Linked DNA regions of Mus musculus: region 1 is linked to region 2. The links are chromatin loops, found by intact Hi-C in ENCODE. Cell type or tissue: heart. All regions are shown on one strand. Each heading gives the region's core, and the rest is flanking DNA. Links, peaks and the distances in the headings are about the cores only. Region 1 overlaps Tiam1 (T cell lymphoma invasion and metastasis 1). Region 2 has its middle 20 kb from the start of Gm52239.

Region 1 (9,681 bases), core at 888-8,887, 56 kb before region 2:
GCTGTTGGTGAGGCCGGGGTGGGGGATCTTCTGGCATTAGTCACATCCTGTTTCTTTGACTCTGATGTCTCCAAGTCACTCTACACATGGCGGGCAGTGCCAGGATGAGGCACTCAGGGCACTAGATCCAGCAGTTAATGAAATCATACATCCCAGCACACCCCCTCCAGGGCTCGCTGCGGGCCACACATCCCATTTGTGTATCTGAGAACAACCAAAGCCCTTCCCCAGATTCTCTTCCCCAGATTCTCTGCTCCTCCAGTTTGGCTTGGGTCTGTTGTTCAGCCAGCCTTTGGTGCCTGTAATCTGTGAGATAGCTGCTTCTCCACACCCATCAAGTCCAAGTTCTTTGACCACCTGTTAGCGTGCAGAACGGAACTCTGACTGGCTTTTGGAACACGGCCTTGGTGCCTGCATCCTGGTTAAAATGGCCAGAATTTGTGGTTGAGAAGAGAGACCGGGGGAACGCTGCCTATGTGGACCTGGACATCTGTCGCATGAACACACACCCCTTCATTACCTTGGTCAGCCTGCCACACTGGGCTCTGGCTCTAAAGCACTGCATCTGGGTCTCTTGTTCCCACTCCTGCCCGTTGCTCTTCACACGCAGGCCACTTGTAGTTGGGTCTCACGTTGGCCGCTCTAGCAGAACTAGCAGGCCCCTTGTGCCTTTGTGTGCCTTTTGACCCTTCACACACACACCCTCATTAGGGTCCTGTTTGTTTTGGATGGTCATTCTCGATTGGGGATCACAAAAGAGCCATTTATCATTTATCCATGATATGTATTTTCACGATGGCCTCACAGGACATAGCCTGGATGAGAGAGACATATGTCATCTTACTCTAAACAGTTTGGATGCTACATATAGCTTTCTTTAAAAAAATTTTATTTGATTGTTTATTATTTATTATGTGTACAGCATTTTGCCTGCATATATGCCTGCATGCCAGAAGAGGGCACCAGGTCTTATAGATAATTATGAGCCACCATGTGGTTGCTGGGAATTGAACTCAGGACCTCTGGAAGAACAGTCAGTGCTCTTGACCTCTGAGCCATCTCTCCAGCTCCCCTAGATACAGTTTTCAGAGTCCGTTCTTATTTCCAGGGTCAGTTGAGGATGAATAACAATATGGAGAGCCGATGTCTGTTGAGTATTCTCAGGCTGCTCCATGTCCATTCAGTGTCTAGCCACACGGTTAGCTTCATTTTCTCTCTCTCTCTCTCTCTCTCTCTCTCTCTCTCTCTCTCTCTCTCTCTCTCTCTCACACACACACACACACACACACACACCATTTCTTGCATGAGAGGCTGAGGCTGGGGCTGACTCAGTAATGGCCAAGGGTCACAAAGCCGGGCCATGTCGCAGCTGTGACAGACAGGACTCGGTGAGGCGCTGGTAGCACAGTACTGCTGACGGCCCCTCTCTTCTTATTGCCCATCCCGAGAAGAACTCATCTGTGTCGTCTTCCCCGTGTTGCCATAACAAACTACTGGAAGCTGGGTGGCTTATAGCAGCAGCAGTTGATAATCTTGCTTCCCCCCTCCCCCCCCTTGCCCAGGGTTCTTTTGGAGAGAAACCTCTCTGGTCTCATCCAGTTTCTAAAGGTCCCATCCTTTTGTGGGTTTGTGGCTGTAACGCTGTTGGGCCTAGGGCCCAACAGACAGACTCCAACGTCTCCTGGTCCCAACAGCAAAGATCTTCCCTCTAGGGAAAATGGCACGCACACACTGCACATGCACATGTGCACACATGTATGCACCGAAACCAAACACCAACACTGCATATATTGTTTTGTTTTTTTTTTATTTTCTGTTTAAATATTATACTGCTCTATATTTTAACTCAAAAGTGAGTTGTTTAGGGCTAGAGGTTAAAGCTGCACTTTTCCCGAATCCTGGGGTCATAGGCAGGGGGAGTGATAACAACTGCATTGAATTCTGTAAATTGTCATCTCTGTACGAATTTGGGGGTGGTGGTGGAGACAAAAACAGCAGCCTAACTTCTAGTGATAGAAAGGAGCAACTTCCTGCATTTTAGTTCCGTAAAAATGATCAAGAGACACGCGTGTGTACAGTACGCTGTTGCCGGTGTTCCCAGAGACCAGCGTCTTGGAGAGTCAACCAGAATTGGCATTTAAAAAGGAAAATGGGCCGAGGCTTAGAACATGTTGAAGCAGTAGCGATTGTTGAGGTGATTCTCTGGGGTCAGAAGAGGAGGTCTGAAGCAGTGCTTCTCAACCCTGGGGGCTGCACAGCAGGTATCCGGCTCATCAGAGTCACCCGTTAGGATTCACAGCAATAGCAAAGTTACATTTATAAATAGCAAGGTGATAATTTTATGGTAGGGGTCAGCACAACATGGGGAGCTGTATTAAGGACTCAGAGCATTAGGAAGGCTGAGAACCAGGGCTCTAGAGTCTCCTCAAAACTGTGTGAGCACTGCAGCCTGCTCCCAGCAGCCCTGGGGCTGTGAGACTCCTAGCAGGAGAGGAGCCGGGCAGGCCCCTCCTGACAGAACTTCTAAGTTGTTATGCTCTGCTCTGTGTGACATTAAAACTTTCCCATCATGCGTTGGCAGGCCTGAAGGCGGGGGATGAGATTCTCGAGATCAATAATCGTGCTGCTGGTACCCTGAACTCATCTATGCTCAAAGATTTCCTCTCACAGCCCTCCCTGGGCCTCCTGGTGAGGACCTACCCTGAGCCAGAGGGAGGCGTGGAGCTGCTGGAGAACCCTCCGCACCGAGTGGACGGCCCTGTGGACCTTGGCGAGAGCCCCCTCGCCTTCCTCACCAGCAACCCAGGTATGCTGTGCCCAGGGCTGCGCTTCACCCATCCATGCCTGGGGAGGTACCGCAGTCTGCCCACTTCAGGGCTCGTTCCTGCAAACCCGGGAAGGTCCTAGTGAGTGAAGCTGGTAGCTGGCTCTGTGCTTCCTGTTGGCACTTCAAAGGGAGAGAGAAGGTATTTTTTGTTGTGGAATGACTGTTTTGCTACAGGTCTGCTGGTCCCACTCAGAAAAACTTTGTTTCTTCTGCTCTCTCGCTCATTGTCATCTTGGAGAGAGGTGAGTGTTGGCCACCATTTCATGGTTGTGGACAGAGATGGGATCGCATCAGATCCTGGCATGCTGAATCGTACTTTAGCCTTCTCCGTCTCGCTCCCCGGAGTCTGCCCCGCCTTGCTCCTTTTCCTCGGTGAGAGAAGTTGGATGCTTTGTGAGGAAACTTGTCCAGCAGGCATTTGGTTAACTTGGCTCCCTGAACATGAACTGGGTCAGTGGGAAACCCTGCCCACCCTGACCCATCCACTACCCCTCCCGAGTTTCTTCCCTGCGCCTTCTGGTGTTCATTCTGATGGAAGCAGTTGGGTGCCTTCGTAGCCTTCCTGGGATCCCCACAGAAGTTAGTGCCCACCTATAACGCCAGCTCTATGACCCGCCGTGCGTGTCTGTGGGCAGCAGCTGTAGTATGCTATTTGTTTTGCTGGGTTGGATTCTAAGTTGTTCTGACAGGCTCTCACTTTGTAGCCTGGTCTGGCTTGGAACCCCTTGAATAGCCTAGGTTGGTCTCGAACCTGAGATTTCCCTGCCTCAGCTTTCTCAGTGCTGGGTGAGAGGACAATGTCTCCATGCCTGGCTCGGCTCATGTGATCCTTGCCTTCCTTGCCTCTCTGTGTGTGTGTGTGTGTCTGTCTGTCTGTCTGTCTCTCCGACTTGTGTGTCTGTTTTCTGAGAACGGGTGTCTTTTCTTCATCCTTGCCTTCCACTTCTTTGGACGTAGCTTCCCATACAGGTGACGGGAGCGAGTGAGTGGGCCGAGGGGCTGTGTGGTCTGTGCTAGGATCTGGGTTGACTTGCTAGTCTTGGTTTCAGAATTATCTTCCTCCCCCTGTTTTCAGAAGCGTGAGGCAGTGGGGGTGTCTCATGTGAGCAGGGCGGCAGTGGTGGTGGGTCTCTGGTGTCAGTGTCTGCCTTGGGTGTCATTCATTGCCATTGTCAGGTTATATTCTGCAGCTTTGCTGTTTAAGCAAGAAGCCCTGTGATCACTCACAGTTTTGTTTAGTGGCTCTTGGAAGAGTTTGATAATTTGAAGATTCAGAAACTCGATTGATTGTGCTTAGTTACCGCTGACCTCTAGGACTGCCCTCTTATAGTGGCCCTCACACTTCAAAAGCTTGGTGAATGCCAAGGAAAGGGAATTAAAACCATGGAGGCCAAGCCGGGCGTGGTGATGCATGCCTTTAATCCCAGCACTTGGGAGGCAGAGGCAGGCGGATTTCTTAGTTCAAGGCCAGCCTGGTCTACAGAGTGAGTTCCAGGACAGCCAGGGCTATACAGAGAAACCCTGTCTTGAAAAACCAAGGGGGAAAAAAAAAAAACATGGAGGCAGTCCGTCCTCTCAGATGGCCACAAGGTGGCACTTGTAATCAGGGTTAGGGAAACAACCCGCTGCCTCTATTCTGAGAGCAAATGAACCACTTGAAGTGCGATTCGATTGTTTAAGGATTTCGTGAGCAGGCACACAAGGTAAGCCTGTGTGGCCGTGTTTGAACGGGCTATCAGTGTCATTTCTGTTGTGTATAGATACAAATTCATAACTGCAATATTGTAATCCACACACAGAAATCGGGTCACCCCGCCTGATTTTAAGAAACTCGGATCCCCCTGTTCACGTCTTGGCTTGGATTCTCTCCCCATCGCAGCAGCAGATTGAATGGTGATGGGGACTCCAGGTCTGCAAAGCCAGAGAGGACCACGCTCTGGCTCCTTAGAGATAGAGCTGTACGTCTTTGTTTAACTCCGACTCTCACACAAATGGCTCCCTTATTTACTGTTGATGTCTATTCCCTACTGAAAAGACCATTTATATATGTACAGATTATTTCCAGGAGTGTCTCTGAGGGGTTGTTTACTTTTGAAACTGTGTAGCCCACATTAGCCAATAATCACTAAGTATCCTAGTTAGCCTCCTCCCCTATTTGGAAACCTTCTGCCTCAGCCTGTTGAATACTGAGATACAGTAAACGAGACGCAATTGTTTTTAGTGAGAGGCGTTCTTGCCTGTGTGAGTCTGTTTTAGAAGAATCTGGGCGTATTCTGTGTATATACTAATCTCCTTGCCTTTGATGGAGCCTTGAACACGGCACTGGCTTTCCTGTAACCCCCCATAGACCAGGCACCTGTGGAGGCTCCGTGCCGAACCTACTGAACTGAGCCTGGTCCAGAGCAGCAGAGCTTCAACTTTGGCGTCTTCTCGAGGAGACGTATCCTCTCCTTTGTGAGACGTATCCTCTCCTTTGTTTTTCCTAACCAACGGCTGTGACTTGGGGCTCCGCCTTCTGAGTGCTTCCGCTTCCTGATCCTCACTTAACAGAGGAAGATGATAAGGAAATCGAGGAAACAGGATGTGATATCCAGCCAGCCTGCCCCACAGCAAGGCAGAGATAACACACACACAGCAGATGACCGCACTGAGCACAGAGCGGGGTCGGACAATGGGTAGGCTGGACTCCAGCCTTGGGCTAAATTTAGAAGTAACTAAAAATAAGAGCCATCCGGAGTAACACGTCTGGGGTTTATTGCTGAGGTGTCTTTAAGACGGTCATACTGAATATTTGGTGACCCAGACACGAGACCCAAGTAGGGAGCAAGAACACCCCAGGGACTCTGAGGCCCACGTGAGCCCCGATACTGACTGACTGCCTTGCATGCAGGCTTGACTAGGCCTCCCCCGAGAGCCGTGACTGAAGGTTGTGATTCTCTTTCAAGCCATGGTTATTTTTGAACCTTTTTCTCATATAGGAGCTTGAACCCTGTAGGTAGGAACATCGGACTGATGGTTAAAAATAGGCCTTGGATCAGGTTCTTGGGAACTGTGTTCATTTTGATGTTAGCCCGTTGGCCCTATGGGTCCCGATTCAGCACTCTGTGCACCGTGTCCTCGTTACAAAGTGGAGACAAGAGGACACTGCCATCTTGCTAGGTCTGTGCGATGGTTAAACGAACGAGTCAACAAAATGTTTGCACTAATGGTGAGTATACTAGAAACCGTTTCCATCCTAAGCCAACCGCTGTCACCGAGCCCACGGGAACTGTCTGACTGATAACCAGTCCCTGCTCCTCCCTGCCTGCTCTTCCAGTTCCACCAGCAGCAAGTGGCTTTGTGAATGTCCCCGTGCTTACAGTTTCTGGGTGGCGAGGAGTTCTGTGTTCCTGAGCACAGAGGCCCCCGGGAGCCCTTTGCACAGCTCTGAGTCCCTCAGTCTCTTGTGTGAGTGATTCCCATACGTATCTAGAGTTGGATCCCCATAGCCCACCAACCAACTCTCCCTGTTCGTAGACTCGTTTTTCTGTCCTGGGTTCTAGTGACAAGCAGAGCCTGATACCATTTCAGGATCCACGTCATTGACATTTTTTATGTTGGAAATCTGTTAACTGACCACGGTGTACATTTTCTCCTTACTTTGTCTTCCCATTGCCTTGAAAGCCCAGGTCTGCACTCCAGCGTATTCTAAGCCCTAGTTCCAGTCTGTGGTCATTTGTGGTCCATAGTTCTGACCGAAGTCCCCCTGTTCCTCCCTTCATTCTTCTTTCCCAAGCACATGTTTATGAACACACCAGGAAGGGAGCCGGGACAGAACACAAGGGTAGGTCCCTCAGTGCGTGTGATTCTGGGAGGATCTGTGTTGTGAAGGGGAGGCAGCTATGAGAACCGGAAAGGGATGCTTGGATAGAGTTTCCAAGAAGCCGCTATTCAGTTCTTACGGGATTCCTTGTGGTATGCATCTTAATATTTTGGCTCAGGTAATTCTTTGGTGTGAAGTTCTATATATCCCTACAAGCTTTGTAAGACAGTAGTGGCCTGCCCAATCCCAAGCAAAATGCCCTCAGAGACTGCCTCTGCCCCCTTCCCCTGAAAACTCTGCCCCAGTCGAGCATCATGGGCAAGGTGTGTTAAAAGGCACACGTGTGCCTCGTTCAGCTGTGCATCTCAGCATCAGTGTGGGAGGAGGGGTACAGAGCCTAAGTTTCTTAGAAGCATCTTAAACACGCATCTATTGTGTTATTAATATGCTCGACTGCCACATCCCTTTTCTGTCGTGTGTGCTAAGGAACGAGAGGAGAGCTTATTTTTGATGGTGGCTTCTTCAAAATGAGTAACTATTGCGGCATAGGATAGAGATTAAGAAATTTATCAACAGAACAAGGCTACTTGCCATAGTAATTATGCAGAAAATCAACTTCTATGCAAATTGTAAGGATTATCATTAGCATTTGGGGGTCTCCTTTCAGAAGTTTTAAGCATATGTTTAGGGCCAGGAATGGTGATAGAAGCCTGTCATGCCATCACTTGGGTGACAGTCTTAAGTAATGTAGTAACTAGACCAGCCAAGACTATGTAGCAAGACCTTCTTAGACACACACACATACACACACACATATACACATACACACTCTTTCAAAAGTCTGTCGCTCTTAAGTTGTGTTATTAGAGCTGGCATTCATTTCGGTGGCCATGCCTCTCTGATGCAGCCTCCCTAGACGACTCCTTGACTGACTGAGGTGAAGCAGGCACCTTGCACTATCCCAGTGAGGAGCCTGCGCTTCTGTAGTAAAGACAGCAGGCTCTCTAGCAGGACATTCACTGCTGCTTATTCGATAAGTGGCTAGAGAGAGCTGAGCCTGGGTGACTGACATCCGCCAGTGGCACCTTAGAGCCCATTCAGACCAGGCCCAGATTGGAGAGCCCGAGACCCTTCAGTAAGCTTTTTGCACATCTGTCTGCTGCTAAGAGGAAGCTGTGGGCCACAGCGAGCGCAGATGCACCTCCTGCAGGAAGTAGATTCCCTGGCATCTGGGGCACAGGCAAGGCCCTGTAAGACTAAGGCACTCGGGTTCAAAGGAGGAATTGTTTGCACCAGGCATGGACAGCGCCAGATCTGCCTGGCCAGTCAGTGGCTTTCTGTGCTATACACAGATGGAAGGCTCTGTTTTGTTCTGCTGTTCCATGGAGATTTCAGAGGGAGCAGGGAGAGGCACCACAAAAGAGCAAGTGCTTAGCTCTGTCTTCCTGCAAACAAATCTGGTCCAGTTCAGTAGATCCCCTGATACGCGGCCACACGCACACGGTCCCTGTTTGTTTGGCGATAAAGTTTGCAGCCATGTGTGCCTTGTAAGCTGTTGGCACCCTTGCTTTCTGTCGCTTAGCGCATGGCCTGTCTCTGTGGGTCCTGCCGGGGTATGGAGGATGTAAACGCCTTGTCTTGATTTGCAGCGAGAGTTGGTCGATGGCATCTGTCAGATTGAGTGTCTGTATGGGAATTAATTTTGCAGACTGGGGGGAGAGGGAGGCGCCTTCATTTTATGTTTTTAAAAGTCCTTAGTGTTGGAGTTGAAGAGATGGCTAAGCAGTTAAGAATGGTTGTTTATCTTGCAGAAAACCCAGGTTTAATCCCCAGCACCCACATGGTGGCTTACAACTGTCTGTAAGAGAACTGTCTCTTCCAGTTCTAAGAGATCGGATACCCTCTTCCAGCCTCTCTTGACGTCAGGGGTGCACACATCAATACATACAGGCGAAACACCGGTGCACATAAAATAATAATTTTAGAAATCATTAATGTCCTTTATGGTTTACTTTCTCTACAAGGTCATGAGATCAGTCATGCCCAAATTCGCAGTCTTTATGACTTTTTCTGTAATCCTTTCATTACATTTCTATTTTATGTACTTGTGTATGTGTGTACATGATACTTACACATTTATCATGACCCATAGGTCCCACTAAGCCGAGGGTCTCCAGAGGAGGATTTGAATATGGGAAGATGATGTCTCCTTTCTGTTTGGACTGCCATCCTATGCCTTCCCCTCAGCATTCCTGAAGCTGGCCATTGTCACTTCCTCTGTCCTGTTTCTTTGGTCATCAGCACACAGCCCTGATTGGTTTAGTGGTTATTGTTGCAGAGTGTCTCACTGCAAGACAGCCTTGGTCCTCTGTAACCTGGCAGTGTAGGCCAGCCTCAGGGGGCTGGAGACTGCTGTGTTCCTCTGCAGCGGCTCACGCAGCTGGTCTGGGACTGGTCTGAGGCTGCGTGATTGACCCTGCTCTTGTCTGCGTGTAACTGGGTCTCTGTTACACGAGCCCCATATACACTGGGTCTCCAGTAGGGCCCTCCTCTCCGTGAAGCCCTTCGTCCCCCAGACCGTGGTTTGAAGTTTCTTTGCACGGTGGGCAAGAACGGGGAGCTGTGCAACCACTTGGGCCCTGGCTAGAAATGTGTGGATTTTCACTTAGACTATTTCCACTGGTCAAAGCAAGCCTTGACCCAGCCCAGTGCTGGGCTCCAAGTAGGGTAAGAGGGACTGAGCTCGTGACTTTTACAAGCCCCAGACCTGTATTGTATGCCCTTGCCTTCTCTCTTGCTAGTTGTATTTGCCACATATATTTTCTGCCGAGAGACTTAAAGCTTAAATGCTTGACATTTCTGTTTGTGTCCACCCTGTGCTGGTTTTCTGGGAATGGGGTGAGTAGAAGCCAGTGTTTTCTTTCCTTTATTTTTTCCTTCCAACATGGGCCGTCAAGGCACTCCCCGAATTTGTCAGACGTTTGTTCCTTTCCTGACTGCCCTGGGGCGTCTGCTCAGTGCTATACTTCCACCGAGGGGCAGGGGCTCTTCT
Region 2 (9,681 bases), core at 547-8,546:
CGGACAACTTAAGGAATATATGCATATATATACATATATATATATATATATATATATGTATATATATGCATATAAAGTCACTAATTGGAATAGGCTTTGCTGCTTGCCTAGGACAGTGCATTCATTGCACGTAGCAGTTCTCAACCTGCGGGTCTCAATTCCTTTGGGGGCCACATACCAGATAGCATGCATATCAGATATTTATATTAATATCCATGACAGTAGCAAAATTACAGTTATGAAATAGCGACAAGATAAGTTCATGGCTGGGGTCAGCACTACACGAGGAAGTGTATTTAAGTGTCAAGCTCTAGGAAGGCTAAGAGCCACTCCTTCAGCCAATACCCACTTCACTGAGCAGATTCTTTGCGTGGGCTCAGGTATGGATCCTTCTGTTTCGATTCTCAAGAGAGTCCTTGTCGTCCAAGGCTTAGGTGATAGTGAAATAACAGGCTGCCACTATTCGTTGACTTTCTGTCTTAGTCAGGGTTTCTACTCCTGCACAAACATCATGCATGATGCAAGTTGTGGAGGAAAGGGTTTATTCAGCTTACACTTCCACATTGCTGTTCATCACCAAAGGATGTCAGGACTGGAACTCAAGCAGGTCAGGAAGCAGGAGCTGATGCAGAGGCCATGGAGGGATGTTTCTTACTGGCTTGCTTCCCCTAGCTTGCTCCATTTACTTTCTTATAGAACCCAGGACTAACAGCCCAGAGACTGCACCACCCACAAGGGGACCTCCCCCTTGATCACTAATTGAGAAAATGCTCCACAGCTGGATCTCATGGAGGCATTTCCCCAACTGAAGCTCCTTTCTCTGTGATAACTCCAGTCTGTGTCAAGTTGACACAAGTTGCGGCAATTGACACACAATATAAAGAGACACACTCACAGGCTCTGGAGGGGTCAAGACCAGCTGGCCCCACGTGTTTGGGCCCCTGGCAAATCATAGCAGAAGCACATTTAGGAACTGTCTCAGTGTTTTATTGCTGTGAAGAGACACAATGGCCAAGGCAACTCTTACAAAGGCAAACATTTAATTGGGGTTGCCTTACAGTTTCTGAGGTTCAGCCCATTATCATCATGGCAGGAAGCATGGCAGCTTCCAGGTAGACATGGAGCTGGAGAAGAAGCTGAGAGAGTTCTACATCTTGATCTGAAGGCAGCCCGGAGGAGACTCTCTCTCCACACTGGGCAGAGCTTGAGTACTAGAAAACCTTAAAGCCTGCCTACACAGTGACACACTTCCTCCAACAAGGCCACACCTATTCTAACAAGGCCACACCTCCTAATAGTGCCACTTCCCAAGGGCCAAGCATATTAAACCACTTCAGGAGCAAACACTCCACATTCAGAGGCAGGAGCCAGAGAAAGGATGAATAGTGTCCCTGAATCCCTTTAGAGGACATGTCCTCAAGGACCTAAGGACTTTGTAGTGACCCTTAGGTTCTAAACGTCCTCAGCACCTCCCAGTAGCCGCACCCTGCAGATCAGGGCAGTGAACACAGGAGCCATTTCACACCCAAACTGCACAGGTGTCTTAGTCCACTTACACTGCTGAAACAAAGTACTGGAGAAGATAATTTACCGTAGTTCTAGAGGTGGAGAACTCCAAGATCAAGATGCTGGCCATCACGGGCTGTGGTCTTCCAGCTGTCTCCATACATGGTGGACTAGGTGGATATTAGATACTTTCCTCTTGCTCCAACAGAATACCCAATAGAAACAGCCTAGGAGGAGGAGTGACTTGATTTGTTTCCTGCATTCTCAGATTTTTGTCCACAGTGCTTGGTGGAGCAGAACTTCATGGTCAGTGAAAGAAGACACTGTCACCTCATGGTAGGTGGAAAGCAGAAAGAGGTGAAGCCATGGGACCCAGGCATGACTTACAAAGGCGCATCACTGTCATATCCACCTATGACCTACTTCCTCCAGGGAGGCCTTGCCTCCTAAAGTTTCTACTGCCTCCAAACTTAGCACCACCAGCTGGAGGACCAAATGTCTCACAGATGTGTTTGTGGGTGTTTCTTATTCAAACCATACAACAGTGTGAACATCATGTCCTCTCTTGGCAGGGGGATGGAAGAGCACACAAGCCCCTGCTGGTTCCCTCCACCACTTTTGTAGCACTAGTGTATTCATGAGGGCAAGGGGACGTGTCAACATGAATTTTGGGTGTGTGTGGGGGTGGGGGGTGGTGGCATCCAAACCAGAGCTGATGACTAAGAATGCTTGCCTTTGTGTGTGACTGAATGAGGACCTTGTGAGACCGAAGCCTGGGCAAGGTCAGCAGAGAAATGTCTGAGAGGAGCCAGAGAAACTCTGCAAGGTTAAGAGGTGAACTTGGGCCAAGCAGAAAAACCATGGGGAAGCGCTTCCTCCAGAGCTCAATGAAATGGTCCTGCCTGTGGCCAGGATAGAAAGTTAGGAACCGGGGTAGAGAAGAATCTGGGGTCCCCTTAGTGTAGCTGAAGAGTTTGAAATTTTCAGGTGTACACCAGGGCTCTTTCCATGGGTGCCAGGCACAGGGCATTTGTCAGGCCAAGCCAGATCTGTGCAGGTATCAAAGCAGAATATAGATGTGTCCAAAATTGAGATCTCACCGTATCATTTTTAATTCCATCATCTTCTATTCTGTTTTATTGTTTAATAGAAACTCAACCACATGCACGGGACTGTGTGCTTATGCATTGTGCATTTTGGGATGGGTCAGGTCTTTCTACCCATGACTGGCCTTGAACTTGCATCCACCCCCTTGCATTGCTAAGGGCTGGGACTGTAGGCATGCATCCATACCCGGCTTCATGTGGGTATGTCCTCAGCATTTCTGCTGCTGGTAACTGCACAATGGAGAACCACGGTGTATAGATGTTTTGTCAGAGTATCTCCGTGCTTAAAACCTTCCGGGACATTCCAGTCTGGAAGGAGAGCTGTGGATACTAGTTCCCTATCAACGACCGATGGAAAATCCAATTCTTTCCCACCGTGGAATGGAGCTGAAGGTTATGAAATGTATTTCCCCCCCCAGTAATTTAAAAGCTAGCACCTTAGCAACATTTACTGAGTATCTATTATAGAATATGAGTCAAGATAGTGACTGTGGATAAACACAGCTCCTGAGTCAAGATTTCTATAGGCGGCAGAAATAAGTACATGAAACGACCCTTGTGTACCCACCCCAGAGGGCGCTCCTGCTCACACACACTGTCCTACCCCCTTCTCTCAGTGTTTCCTGAGGAGGCAGTGGGTTTCAGGCCATGCTACCCCCAAATATGATGCCTTGTCACACTGAGTATCTTAAGCGGAAGGGTCTGGAAACAGGTGCAGGAAAAGCTCCTTGTTTCCCCCCTTTTCCTTTGAAGCAGGTCGGAAGATGCTCACAGGAAAGGCTCTCTCCCTGCACAAGAAGATGGAGAGCAGAGGCGAGAGGAACAGTTTGTGTTTGTTTGTTTTTGAGACAAGCTCGTCCTTGGTAACCCAGACTGGCCTCAGACTCATGGTAGTTTTCCCTGCCTCAGTCTCTGGAGTGTTGTGATTATAGGCACAGCCCACCATACCTGACAGGCAAGCAGCCAGGCCCCTAAGAGGAAGGGATGCCAAGGGGAATCTGAAGAAATGGGCATCGCCAAGATGCTCTCGGGGGGCTAGCCTTAGCTCGTACCCATCTGTCTCATCACACTTCCCCTTGGCTTCCATTCTCCACCCAGGCTGAGCCATTTCTTGAGGTCTCTGTTTCCTTACAAACACTCCTCTGCCACGAAAAACTTACACATGTCTATATATAACTCTTGTCAAGCTGTCTTGTTAGTTTAATTTATCAAAAGCCCCAGGCATAGAATTTAAAGTGGACTAGAAGAAAAAAAAATCCTTTTCTAGCCTAGAAAAGAGATGGGAGGAATAAGGATTTTAAGGATATAGATTCCCAGAAATTCTGTTATTTCCCTGATTAATTCCACATTGTATTTCTGTATCTATCTATCTATCTATCTATCTATCTATCTATCTATCTATCATCTATCTATCATCTATCTATCTATCTATCTATCTATCTCTATCTATCAGGATGAGGTCTCACGTAGAAGCCCAGGTTAACCTTGAACTCATGGCAATCCTCCTGTCCCAGCTTCTCAACTTCCAGAATTATGTATGTTCGAGTCACCACATCTACCATGTTTTCTGATTTTACTCCCTAAATTTGTAACTAATAACTCTTTGCTTGTGTTAAATAAAAATTGGTAATAATTAAAACAATGGGAACCCTGCTTAGTTATTCTTTAGCATTCTTCAGAATGTACCCAAAAAGGCATCCTTCTTCAGCAGATTCAAATTACCCTGTAGCCATAAAACATCCCCTTGAGACATATTTCCTAGTGTTTATAAATAGTTTTCTTGAGTGTTCTTCACAATAAAGTCCCTAAGCATTTGCTGAAGAAGTGGGTTCCAATACATTTGACCATTTTGATATTGACAACGCAAAGGAGCCCTCTCTCTCTCTCTCCCTCTCTCTCTCTTCCTCTCTCTCGCTCTCTCTCCCTCTCTCTCTCTGGCATCCATATCATGCATTTCAAAACTCCTTGTTCTCATCTTTCATTCATCTCTCTTCAACTATCCAGTCGATGCATGTGCCCAATACCCCTATCTTCAAATGAGAGGAGAGAAAAAGGGCTCGTAAGAAATGGAAGCTTAGCCGGGCATGGTGGCACACGCCTTTAATCCCAGCACTCGGGAAGCAGAGGCAGGTGGATTTCTGAGTTCGAGGCCAGCCTGGTCTACAAAGTGAGTTCCAGGCCAGCCAGAGCTATACAGAGAAACCCTGTTTCGAAAAACCAAAACCAAACCAAAACACACACACACAAAGAAATGGAGGCTTTTGCCGGCAGTGATGGAGGAAGACCACCCAGAGATACAATACCGCTCAGCAAATGCGCATATCAAACCAGAACGTGCTTCCATTGGCTATAACAGGACCTGCCTGTTATATGCGAACCCGGCTTCTTTCAAACAACAAAGGGAATTTCTAGTCTCTAAGAAGGCTAAGTTAGTGTTTCTTTTACGGGTTTATCCGTGTAGGATGGATAACAGCATGCTGCGTGGGAAGCCTTTCTCCCAAACAACTACGTGAACCCTGCCTGCCCCCTGGTGGAGATCTGTAGGATAGTCCTAGATTTCTCTGCCGGTGAAGAACTGAAGCTAGCTTAGCAATTAGGCAGCGAGGGTCCAGTGCTGAGAGAGCCAACAGAGCAAGAAGCATCAGACTTTGGCGGGAATCTGCCCCCGCCCCCAAGGTGGTCCTGGAGCCTCTTGCTTTGGGTTAAGATGGGAACGTCGCTGTGTTTAAAGGCATGCAGTTGATTGTAATGTGCCAGTTGGATTCAATTTCCCTCGAAAATCCATCGTTTAACTGAAACCCTGGCAGCGAAGTGCTCGGCACTGGTGTTTGCTTTAATGCAGTAAGGAAGTTTTAGGGATCCTCACGAGTTGGCTGCTGCTGCTATAACTGGACGAACCATGGATTTGCCTGATTTTGGAGGGAGTGAGAGGATCGTGTTCTGCCTCTCCCCACCCCTGCCCCTTTGCTTTGGTCCAACATAACCCGGTTGGCTTCAGGCAGGTCCCTCCAAATTGTGCGCGAGGACGCCTCTCTGGTGCCCCCTCGTGATGGATCCACGAAGTGCCGCATCGTATTTAGAACTTGGAAGGATCCAGGCTGCAATTCCCTTTTTCCCTCTCACTCTAAAGAAGCGTCTGTCTGGGCTCACATACCTGCGCAGTTGGGCTTGTCTAGGGTTCAGCTTTAGGGTAGGTGCTGGGAAGACGGCTCAGGGTTTAGGAGCACTCAACGCTCTTCCAGAGGACCCAGGTTCGTTTTCCAGCACCGGCTTGGTGGTTGGCAATAGACTGTCACTCCAGTTCTGAGGACGATGGTACATTCTGGGTTCTTCAAGCACAGCATGCACACGGTGCACAGACAGATCTGCAGGCAAAGCACCCATATACATAAAATAAGTATTGAGGAGCAAGTCTCTGGTGATTGACAGCACACGCATCGACGGAACTCTCAGGGTAGCGTCTGCTCATCTCTATTTCCAGTCCTAACACTCGCCCCAAGGATTGGAGACGTAGACCTATGCCCCGAGATTGAGCAATTAGCTGCATCCGTGAAGTAAGTGAACAGGATGGTGATGCTGAGGACGGGGCTGGGTGCCCGTCAGGGGTGGGCTCCACTGGCGTGTGCAGAGGAATCCTTTAAGATGATTTGGTGAAAGGGCACGGAGTAGGGGGCGCATGAGGTGAGGTTGGATGACGCTGGGGAATTGCATCTCCAGTTTTGACCCAGAGTTCACCGTGGTGCTGTCACATTTAGAAAAGCTGTGACTCTGGTATGGACCGCACCAAGCGCCAGAGAGAACTGACAAGCTGGTGAGGACGGTGTGGATGCTAATGGACCGCATGGGAGCGGGCATCCTCACATGAAAGATGCTGATGAGGGGCATGGGAATCGGCGTCCTCACGTGAAAGATGCTGCCTGTGGTGTGGGAAAGAGAGCTCAGCCAGCGGATGCATACATTTGTGAGTGTGTGTTGTGAGTTCCTGTGTGTGCTGTGAGTTCATGTGGTGTCGCGCCCACCTCGGCCGGCAAGGAAGACACAACACGGTCGGATTCTTCTCAACAGCCTTTATTGCAGGAACACCTTGATGCTGCTACGGGGACCCCGGGAACCCAGGGAGGTCTGCTTATATGCACCCCAGCACAGGGAAAGGCTTCGTGTCCTCCTGGGATTGGTCAGTCTGTCGATGCCTAATTAGCATGCACCTGCTCGGGAGGGGTTGGCGCCAATCTCTGGTTTACACCTGCGCTGATGTTGTTTATGACAACGGCACACCAGAAACCTGCGCCATCTTAGAGTTGGCTTCCTACAATGTGGGTATTGTGAGTTTGTGTGTATATGTATGTTGTAAATTTGTGTTGTGTGTTGTGAACTCATATGTGTGTTGTGAGTTCATTTGTGTGTGTGTTGTGAATTCATATGTGTGTTGTGAGTTCATTTGTGTGTGTGTTGTGAATTTGTATGTTGTGAGTTCATGTGTGTTGTGAGTTCATATGTGTGTGTCCTATTCTGGGAGTAGTGGAAATACAGGAGTTTTAGTAAAGTTACCTACTTTAGAAATGTCATTCATTCGCTGTGGGACAATTTTGAGGAACAATATTTGTGTTACTAGTTTTGACAAATGACATCTTGCCAATGAAGTTATTACTTCATAGGCACCACTTTCAGCAAGTGATATTGGAACTTTGTAAATTAAGAGTCTGTGAATTGGAGTCTGTTTGGGGCTCCTGTGGGGGCGTCTCCCTGAAGTAGACATGGCAGGTGAGTGGGTATGTACCTGGGACAGAATTTCATTTCCAGGGCAGCAATAATCTCATCACCAAACCATCCTGCCTCTCATCACTTATTAGGTAGGGTGTTGAGCCAAGCTTCCTGGCCTCTAATTCACCATCACCAGGTCTTACAGAGCTCACAGTTCCTGGGCCCTAGGCTCTTTCCACTTTAGGTGCTGAGAAACAGCTTCTCCAGTAGCCTCAGAGGAAAAAAACCCAAAACCAAAACAACAACAACAACAACAAAAACAGTCCAGAGGGCCGGACATGGTGGTGCCCAGTTGTAATCCAAAAACTTGGGAGATGGAGGTAGGAGGAGTTTAAAGCCAGCCTGGGCCGCATGGGTTCCTATAGCAGGCAGGCAAGTGAAGCAAAACTACTGTTGTAGTTATGGTTTCTACTGCTGTGACAAAACACCATGACCAAAAAGCAAGTTGAGGAGGAAAGGGTTTATTTGGCTTACACTTCCACATTGATGTTCACCACTAAAGAAATCAGGACGGGAACTCACACAGAGCAGGAACCCGGAGGCAGGAGCTGATGCAGAGGCCATGCAAGACTGCTGCTTACTGGCTTGCTCCCCATGGCTCGCTCAGCCTGCTTTCTTATAGAACCTGGGAGCACCAGTTCAGCTATACAATGGGCTGGGCCTCCTTGTTAACCACTAATTAAGAAGATGCCTTACAGGTGGATCTTATAGAGGCCTCAATCGAGCCTCCTTCCTCTCTGCCAGTGTAACTGGAGATCTTGGGGGCTCTGGCCTTACTGGAGTGTTCAAGGAGTTACAGTCTTTGAGGGGGAGAGGGGAGTCAGATCTTCTGCGGCTACTCTAGAGCTGCAAGACACTGCTACAGCAGCTGACTGGCTGGCACTTGAGCAGGGAGCAGAATGGTGACCACCGCTCTGACTGCCAAGATGGTGAGCAGGCGAGGTACAGAAGCTAGGAGCCACCCGGCAGGAGAGAACTCTCTTCCCCAGGAAGTGCTACAGCTCTTGTATGACAGAAGCTCTCAGATGATCTGAGATGGAGTCATTCTCACGTCTTTCTTCCTTCTGGGTAGGGTCTTAGATACATTTTGGGATGGGTTGGGGTCTGACAGCAGATGCTTTCTATTGGCTTGGTCTGAGATGTCAGGGCTGACTCATCTGCATGTGGAGGGGCTTGGGTTGCCGGCCCTATGTGACTGATGCTCCTCTCCATGGGAAGCCGTGGTCATGTGACAGGGGCCTCAGCGGGAGCAGGTAAGGCAACTACTGTCCTCTGGTATGAGGTGCCAAGGCTTCTGAACCTACTCAGCTTTACCAAGTGGAGTAGCATGGTCTACTGCCTCACAGACTCTAGCTTGTGTCAGGCTGACATAAAGCGAGCCAGTACAATGACCAAACAGGGGAAAAATAGATGGAAGAGTGTCTCAGGTAGGATTAATACCTGTGTAATACACTTGATCTTAGCCAAAAGGCCAAGAAGTGATATTATTACCTGTGTAATAAAACACCATAATCAAGGTGGTTTGGGGAGGAAAGGGTTTATCTGGCTTATACGTCCAGGTTATAGTCCACTATCGAAGGGAGAAGAAAGTGAGGGCAGGGACTCAAAACAACAGGAACCTGGAGGCAGGAGCTGATGCAGAGGCCATGAAGGGATGCTGCTTACTGGCTTGCTCAGCCTGCTTTCTTATAGAACCCTGGATCAGGAATAGCACCACCCACAATGGGCTGGGCCCACCCCTGTCAATCACTAATTAAATAAATACCCCACAGCTGGATTTTATGGTGGCATTTCCCCCTACTCTCAGATGACTCTATCTTGTGTCAATTTGACATAAAGCTAGCCACACAAAGAAAAAAAAAACAAAAAACAAAAGCCCTGTAGAGCTTCAGGGGCTCCCAGACAGTCAACAGAATGCTCACAAGCTAGAACAAAGTCAGAGAATGCATGAGTCCTGATTTTAAAACATACTACAAAGCTACCGCCATCAAAACAGTGTGGCATGGCCACACAGATCGGCATATAGACCAGTGCAATAGAAACAAATGATTCTAGGCGTAAACCTCTGGCCAGCTGACTGTAGAAGAGATTGTCAAGTTCATCCCGGAGAGGAAGAACAGTGTTTTGACCCTGGGACAAGAGAGTTTCCCATATAAACAAAAGCAATTAGGCTCCTCTCTGCCATCATATACAGAACTATCTCAAAACGTGACAATGACTTAAATATGAGTCCTTCATAGGACTTAGAAAAAAATATGAATAAGTCTCTAGTTGAGTTTTCAGGTGATGTACAAAGCATAGACAGCAA

Evidence for each region. Hi-C counts contacts between places; a loop is a spot of excess contacts. Peaks named below come from ENCODE experiments on the same cell type or tissue, not always from the same donor. Only the 100,000 strongest peaks of a DNase experiment are listed, where the experiment ranks them.
Region 1: a loop joins it to region 2, with 10 times the contacts of the local background. A loop is called at or near these places in 27 of 42 quality-filtered maps.

The regions. Positions count from the first base shown.
Region 1 is chr16:89,826,135-89,835,815 of GRCm38, reverse strand. It overlaps Tiam1 (T cell lymphoma invasion and metastasis 1), which reads left to right. Exons shown (of 28, transcript NM_009384.3): 15 at 2,582-2,806. Among named protein-coding and RNA genes, the nearest start is that of Gm52239, 37 kb to the right of the region's middle. In heart, for the core only: a CTCF peak has its summit at 4,415 (motif pointing right); DNase peaks (open chromatin) are centred at 4,435 and 5,425; H3K4me3 peaks cover 932 bases; H3K27ac peaks cover 3,380 bases.
Region 2 is chr16:89,769,965-89,779,645 of GRCm38, reverse strand. No RefSeq gene overlaps it. Among named protein-coding and RNA genes, the nearest start is that of Gm52239, 20 kb to the left of the region's middle. In heart, for the core only: CTCF peaks have their summits at 5,136 (motif pointing left) and 5,667 (motif pointing left); DNase peaks (open chromatin) are centred at 5,175 and 5,615; H3K4me3 peaks cover 1,044 bases.